Linked DNA regions of Homo sapiens: all the other regions are linked to region 2. A link is a loop called in an ENCODE intact Hi-C map of the cell type or tissue named here. Cell type or tissue: psoas muscle. All regions are shown on one strand.

What was found. A loop is a pair of places that touch in the nucleus more often than their neighbours do. Peaks named below come from ENCODE experiments on the same cell type or tissue, not always from the same donor. Only the 100,000 strongest peaks of a DNase experiment are listed, where the experiment ranks them.
Region 1: a loop joins it to region 2, with 9 times the contacts of the local background. A loop is called at or near these places in 27 of 110 quality-filtered maps.
Region 3: a loop joins it to region 2, with 4 times the contacts of the local background. A loop is called at or near these places in 16 of 110 quality-filtered maps.

The regions. Positions count from the first base shown.
Region 1 is chr1:28,892,707-28,895,206 of GRCh38, forward strand. It overlaps a transcript of EPB41 not described here. Among named protein-coding and RNA genes, the nearest start is that of EPB41, 21 kb to the right of the region's middle. In psoas muscle, a CTCF peak has its summit at 1,180; no DNase peak of the experiment used is centred here.
Region 2 is chr1:30,706,784-30,709,283 of GRCh38, forward strand. It overlaps LOC124903888 (a long non-coding RNA gene), which reads right to left. Exons shown (of 2, transcript XR_007065565.1): 2 at 1,663-1,908. Among named protein-coding and RNA genes, the nearest start is that of MATN1-AS1, 11 kb to the right of the region's middle. RefSeq lists an enhancer at 1,079-1,579. In psoas muscle, a CTCF peak has its summit at 1,515 (motif pointing left); a DNase peak (open chromatin) is centred at 1,478.
Region 3 is chr1:30,524,772-30,527,271 of GRCh38, forward strand. No RefSeq gene overlaps it. Among named protein-coding and RNA genes, the nearest start is that of MATN1-AS1, 190 kb to the right of the region's middle. In psoas muscle, no CTCF peak of the experiment used is centred here; a DNase peak (open chromatin) is centred at 1,400; H3K27ac peaks cover 2,500 bases.

The DNA of each region.
Region 1 (2,500 bases), 1.8 Mb before region 2:
CAAACAAATAAACAAAACAAAACAAAACAAATGGCCCCAATGTCACAAAAGGTAGAGCCATAAATAGTGAAGTCAGGATTTTCCCAGGTTCTTTTTTTTTTTTTTTTTTTTTTTTGAGACAGAATCTTACTCTGTTGTCCAGGCTGGAGTGTAGTGGTGCGATCTTGGCTCACTGCAACCTCTGCCTCCCAGGTTCAAGCAATTCTTGTGCCTTAGCCTCCTGAGTAGCTGGGATTATAGGCACCCACCACCATGCCAGGCTAATTTTGTATTTTTGGAGAGACGGAGTTTCACCATGTTGGCCAGGCTGGTCTCAAACTCCTGGCTTCAAGTGATTTGCCTGCCTCGGCCTCCCAAAGTGCTGGGATTACAAGTGTCAGGTTCTTTTATTCTGAGATAGGGTCTCACTCTGTCGCCCAGGTTAGAGTACAATGGGGTGATCACGGCTCACTTCAGCCTTGACCTCCTGGGCTCAAGGGAGCCTCCTACCTAAGCCTCCTGAGTAGGTGGGACTCCACCACACACACCTAATTTTCATATTTTTTGTAGAGATGGGGTTTCCCCATGTTGCCTAGGCTGGTCTTGAACTCCTGAGCTCAAGCAAAACTCCCACCTCAGCCTCCCAAAGTGCTGGGATTATAGGTGTGAGGCACCGTGCCCGGCTGGCCCAGGTTCTTAAAGTCTCCTCCTTGACACAATCATCACAGTTGTAATTCAGTAGTTATTTACATGATTGTCTCCTCACTGCATTGTAAGCTCCATAAGTACAGGGGCCATGTCTGTCTTCTTCAGGCTGTATCCCCAACACCTGGCACACAGCAGGTGCTCAGTTAATGTTTGTTCACAGGGACGCTGCTGCCTCTAGTGGGCTGGGCCCTGGAGGCCTGATGAGCTGAGGGTGGATTATCAGATTATTGCTGACTAGGGCGTCTGCCCCAGCAAGACCCCAGAGGCAGAGGGAGGGCAGGGTTCCCTCCTGGCTCAGGCCCTGGCTGAAGAAGGGGACCCAAAGGGCTTTTTCTTTGGCTGTGCTGTGTGTCTCACTGCTGTCATTTGCTTCCATGTGCCACTGCGGTGATGGCTCCATGGCCTCTCCTGGACTGGCTGCGTGACCCCGACGGCTGCTTCTGGGTGAGTAATGGTTTGACTTAATGACTGCCACATGAGCTGATTTTAATGCATGTCCTGTGGCTCTGAGGCCACTGGGAGGCGTAAAGAGAGGCCCGGGGGTAGGGGTGGAAATGCTGAGAGAGGGCACTCTGTGATTTTAGGATCCTACCATAAGCAGGGCCTACCAATTAAACACACTGGGTGCTGATTTTTTGGTCACATGATACAATGCAAAGGTCTTTGGGGCAGACTGGGCTGGAATAGAATCCTTTTTCTGTTGCATACAGGTGGGTGATTCTTTGCATCTCAGTTTCACGTCTGCAAAATAAGAATATGAATACTTATGGGACACAAGTATATTTGTTCTTTTATTCATGTAAGCCCCACAAGGGCAGGGATTTTTGTTCATCTGTTCACCAGGTGCTGTATCTTCAGCGCCTAGGGTATAGTAGCACGTAGTAGGTGCTCACTGAATGTTTCCAAAGGAATGAAGATATTTATTGACTGTTTATGGTATACCTATCAATGTGCTTTGTATTGGATTAAATGGCTAATGGATATAAAGGGCCCAGCATGATAGGGGCTCAGTGAATGTGAATTCCCTATTTGCTCAATAGACTGTGACTTTCTTGGGGATCAGGGCTCTGGTAAAGTGAGCTCTGGGTCTTCTGAACTTAGTAAGGGGCCAAGTACCAAGCATGTATCAATCAGCACAGAGAGGGGCCTGGCAACTGGACTTCCTGGAGAGGGAGTGACAGAGCCTCTAGTTTTCATCAGAAGAGAGAGGCAGCTGGGAAGATCTGGGGCAGAAATGGGAGGGATGGGGAGGGACTCTGCCTTCTAGTACTGCCACTTTTCCTTGTCCAGGTGTGACCCTGGACAAGGCATGCTCTTCCCTGAGTCTTGGAGACCTCATCTGTGATGTACATATCACAACACTTTCCCCGCATAGGTGTGGGAAGGAGTTGATGAGAAGAGCCCACACAGGGCCCCATTTGGTAACTTCCCAGCCCTGGGCTCATTCTGGGATTCTGGGAGGGGACTATGTGTTCCTCTTTCTGGCTTTTTTCTCCTACTTTTAACTGCTCACCCAGCTGGGACTGGAATCCAAGGAGCCCCTGAACTTCCCAGCAGACTGGCCAGGGCCCTGGGATAAGGGCTGGGCTCTGCCTGGTGTGGGAGGAGCTGAGTGGAGGTTCCAGCTCTGCCACTCTCGCTGTGTGACTTGGTTCTGTAACCCCTTCTCTGCCTCGGTTGCCTTACCTGTAAAGTAGGGTTATTAAAAGACACCTCCCTTGAAGAATTGTTTAATTAGAAAATAGGTGGATTAGGCATTATTATCCATAATGCTATTTGGCTCTGGCTGAGGTGACTCTAGGGAGGGCCCTGA
Region 2 (2,500 bases):
GCGGTGTCATCAGTGGAACAGAGCTCAGAGAGGGTCAGGGACTTCCCGAGGTCACTCAGGGCCTGAGTTTGGAGCCACATGTCACACCCCGGTCTGGGCACAGTTCCCTGGAGACTCCTTAAATCAGGGTGCCTGGGACTCTGCATTTGAAAGCCTCCTCAGGACAGCAGTCTGCACTGGGGAAACACAGAGAGAACTCCAGTTTCCGAGAAGAATCGGTGAGGGGAACTTCAACCTCCCCAGAGTCTCTGAAAATCAGGCACCCAGCATGGAGCTAGGAGCTCGGCCCAGCCCCATGGATGGCCTGGCTTGCTGGCCACACAGTGATAATCAGGCCCCATGCCCTGTGCTGAATAAGCCCCTCTGCTCCCTTAGTGCCCCCACCCCACCCCAGCTGCTCTCCCATCCCTGGTCTGGGCGCTGGCACATGCCCCCCACCACCCACCTTCACATCACTCTCTAGACACTCCCTGGACCATCCCCCTGACTCCGCCTTACAGCAGACTCTCCATCACCCTTATGGGACAGGGCAGGTGCTTGCACCTCACGTGGAAGGGGAAGGACAGAGAGAAGCCACGTGAGATACCGCACACCCTGGAGGGGCAAAGGGAAGGGAGACGCTTTGACCTGGTGTAGGTTTTCCATGAGGGAGGAAAGACAGCTCGGAATTTGGAGGAGAGGCTGCCTCCTCCTTGAAGCCCTGGTGTGAACTTGTGATCTGAGCCTCCAGCCTGGGCCCAGACCCTTCGCTGCTGTCGCCACAAGGGTGCACCTTCGTCTCAACAGCTAGGGCGCCCGGCCCATGCTCTGTGCTTTGCACACATCCCCTCAGTTCACAGTCTCCCCCAGTGAAAGGGGAATCATTCTCCCCATCTCCCAGGGGAGCAAACTGAGCCCCAGAGCTGTAGTCACATGACCACGGCCATAGGGCACACCAGGGACAGAGCCTATTCACGCCAGGGCTTTGGATGGCAGAGTCCGTGGTCCCTCCAAGGTGCCTGTGTTGGGCTCCCTTCGACACCTCTGTTTGGTGTCTCTAGTATCCCCCTCCCCCACCAGGCTGCAGCTATTTTTGGCTTGAAGGCACTTATATTCTGATTTGGGGACAAAGGACAATTTGTCCATAGGAACGAGGGAGGGTAGGGCACAGGAAGATACCTCCTTGGGGTGCTCCTTCCTGGCCCCCACTGCACCCCAACGCTCAGATCTGAGCTGCCACCCCCTGCTCCAGCAAATCCTCTGGACATGCCCCTCCAGGGCATCTCAGAGTGAGGCATGGGATAGCAAGGCCAGCTGCAGTTGGGGAGGATACAACCGTTCCCATGAGAGAAGTCACCACCCACTCAGGAGCCTTTGGGAAGGAGGTTGGGAAGGAGGGGATTAAAGAGATTAGATTAAGTGCGACAGGTGCCACAGTGACAGGGACCAGCCCAGCTCACAGCCATGAAGCCCGAGCCCCATCCCCCAGCAAGGCCTGCTCACCCCATTCCTGGGCCAATGGTGCCATCCTGTGGCCAGCTTCCTCCCTAGCAGCCTCAAAGCCAGCCATTCCGGCCCCATTCAAACCACATAATTCCACCGTGGTCATCATTTCACTACGTGTATCAAAACATCCCGCTGTACACCTTCACTATAGACAAGACAAAATAAAGACAGAATAAATAAATTTTTAAAAAAATTTCAATCCATAATTCCAAGGTCCAAGGCAGTCCCTGAGATGATTTTGCCCCGCGTCAGCAGTCCATTTCACAGATGGGCAAACAGGCTCAGAAAGCATCAGCCGAGGCACAGTAAAGGGTGAACAGGGACAGCAGGAACTTCAGAGTCCAACAGGCTCAGCTTCAAATTGCAGCTCCACTACGCCATGACTCAGATGAGTCTCTTCCCGTCTCCAAGCCTGTGTGTCATCTGTAAAATGGGGCTGATAACCATACTGGCTTCACCTCGTGCTTGTGAACTGTTAAGTAGCATGCAGGTCTTTGCCATCATGATTGTGTAGGAATGTCCACCTGTCTGACTCCAGGCCCCACCTGGCACCGTGCACAAGTTCAGAATCAAGTCTGAAACCACAGGCCTGGACCATGTTCACACTGCGCTCCTCCAGGGCAAAGGCCAGGGCACCCCCCACCCCCACCCCCTGCCAAATACAGCTTCCCGGTATGTTCCTCAGCACTTCTGTGTCTGCGATGCTCCCACACTTCCTTTGCCCCTTCCTTCATAGTCAGGCTCCTGTGAGAAAGTAGGGCCATGATTGCAGAAACAGACAGTCTGCTCATTGCTGGGGCCCTGGGGCCTGAGCCAGTGCCTGACACAGAGCAGGTGCTCAGTAAATCACTGTTGGGTGAGTAAATCAATGAATGATTTACTTTTGGTCCCCCCTCTCACATGCAATTACGCCATTATTCCTTTTTAACATCATATTCACTTGTCAATGCATGGCTGTACTAGGTCAGCTCAGTTAGCACTGTGGCTGACAGCACCTGACTCAGGAGTCTGTGAG
Region 3 (2,500 bases), 180 kb before region 2:
GAAGGAGAAGGTACTGGATGTGCAGAGGTGCCACTGCTGCAGCACTGAAGACAAGAGCAGCAAGTCAAACCAGGAGGAACAGTGGCTGGGGCAGCTCCTGGATTTCAAAGGAGGAGCCAGCATCCAGTTCCATGGGGCCTGAGCTGGGCCGAGTGCTCCCTCCAGGGCAGGGAGAGCATCTGGCCAAGGTCAGGGGCCAGTCGCTGGTTGTGGACAAGTGGGGCCGCCTCCAGTGTCTGCCCCTCCAAGAGTTTCTGCCGTGGAAGTCAGTCGGTTTCCCCAGTGAATAATCAGGACACCATCAAGACAAGATCATGGGACACATGTGAGGAACAGAAGCTCAGTGTTCCTCCCCCACACGCCCACATGAGCTAGCCCAGCGCTAATGCTGCTCTGCCCTAGACCAGCCAGGCCTGGGGTGAGCCGCTGGTGTGAGGGGCATCAGGAATGGGGGCCGCTTATGCAGAGGGATTCTGAAGCCGCATAGAAAGCTTACCCTGGGGGGAAATAAAAAAAGGAAGTTAACCCATCATCTTACAACTGAGCCCCAAATTCTGCTGAAGAAGAAAGAGGAGGAGGAGGGAAAGAAAGAGTAGGAGGAAGGGGAGGAGGAGGATAAGAAAGAGGGGGAGAGAGAGGAAGAGAAGGAAGGGAAGGAGGAAGAGGAAGAGGAGGAAAGGGAGGAGGAGGAGGAAGAGAAACAGGAAGAGGAACAGAGGGAAGAAGAAGAGGAGGAGGAAATTCTCTGATGTGTGCCCCATGATGGTTTATGAAGTGCTTTCTCTTTGAAACCCCATGTGGCCCCCACAACCCTCTTTGAACCACGTGAGGCAGAATCCTAGGAGGAAACTGAGGACCAGGGAGGTCCGCACAGTTAGTAGGAGGCACAGCTGGGACTGGAGCCCAGGCCTCCGGACCCCCAGTTGAAGGTTTAATCTCATGAAGCCACAAAGAGTCACAAAGCTCTTTCACAGCCATGTGCTAGCCCCACCCCAGAACAGAGGCCCATCTCCCTGAGTGGTAGAGGAGGCATTCCCAGGGAGGGGGAGGAGAGAGGGAACTCCTGGGTCTGTGTGTCTGCGAGCCCCCGCCCAGCTTCCACACATAGCACAGGCCCTGGCAGGCTAGTGAGGGTGCAGGTGAATGAGGCTTAAATGGGAGTCCATCAGGATCCTTGGGCATAGCACCAGGCAGAGGCAGGAGCCGAGAGGGGAGTGAGTGGACAGGAGCCACTGTGGCATCAGATTCAAGTGTGTCCATCAGTCCCAAACAGTATTAGAGACCTGCCAGAGCCAGCCACGTGTCCCCGCCCAGCTCGGGACATTTCAGGCTCCAGCAGTGACAACTGCTCTGTTTCTGTCAAGGTCCAGCTGTTTTAATGGAGACTTTAAATAATCCCTCTGCTGCCAATAAATTTATGTCATGGTGTTCCAGCCACAGCCAGGCTCTTGTTTCATGAGTCATCCCTGGTCGGCTGGTTCAGAGGGAACCCCCGGCTGGTGCAATGAAGGAAGGACCAGGTCAGCCTTCTGCCCCTTGTCGGGTGTCAGGAAAGGATCTCACACACCCACACTATGGCTCTAGGGCTCCATCTTCCAGAGTGACCAGTGATCAGCATTAATAGTAATCCTGCCTGGGGCCCCTCAGCTGGAATCCTGCCCGAATCCAAAGAGAGGACTTTTCCCTTGATCGTGTCCCTCTGAAGCTGAGAAAGGAGAGAGACTCCGTGACATCCTGGAGGACATGGTGGAGCCCAGGGCCTGGAGGCCACCATGCATCTGCAGGGCAGGGGTGGGGCAGGTGGTCACAGGAAACATGGGCAGAGAGGGCTGGAAGCTGGAAAGTACAGGAATGGGGAAGCCAACCAGGTGGGCAGGGGTGGTCATCAGCCACAGAGCCCACCCAGAACAGAGGCCGAGCCCAGCCTAGGGTTGGGAGAGGGTCTCTGGGATCAGACTCCCTGGGTTCAAGTGAGTCCCTGGGTTCAAGAGGTTCACTACCTCTACCACCGACTAGCTGTGTGACCTTGAGGAAGTCACTTAACCTCTCTGTGCCTCAGCCATATGAGCGTTAAATAAGATAAAATACATAAAGTGCTGAAAGCAATACCTGGCCATGGTGATCATTCATGAGGGCTGCTATTGGGCAGGTTCCTCATGTTCACCCTCCCCCTGCCTGTCTGTTCTTCAAGGGGTGGTCATCCCTGATGCTGCAGAAAAGCATCCAAACTGAAGGGCACAGGGCTGGTGGAGATTTAGACAAAGGGAGCCTGAACTGGGCCATCCTATCCCAAAGGAATGATTCTCCAGGATGCCCTCCCAGCATCTGTAGACTGGTCAGGCAGCTACTGTGGGTGGGCCTGGGATTTGCCCAGGGAGCTGGGGGGTTGCAGAGATCTGCCCTGGATCCCTGAAACCCGACCATGTGGGTGGCCTCTCCAGCCGTTTGTAACAACATTTCTCAACAAGCAACATCCCCATGAGGTAGGCAGGGTGCTTCC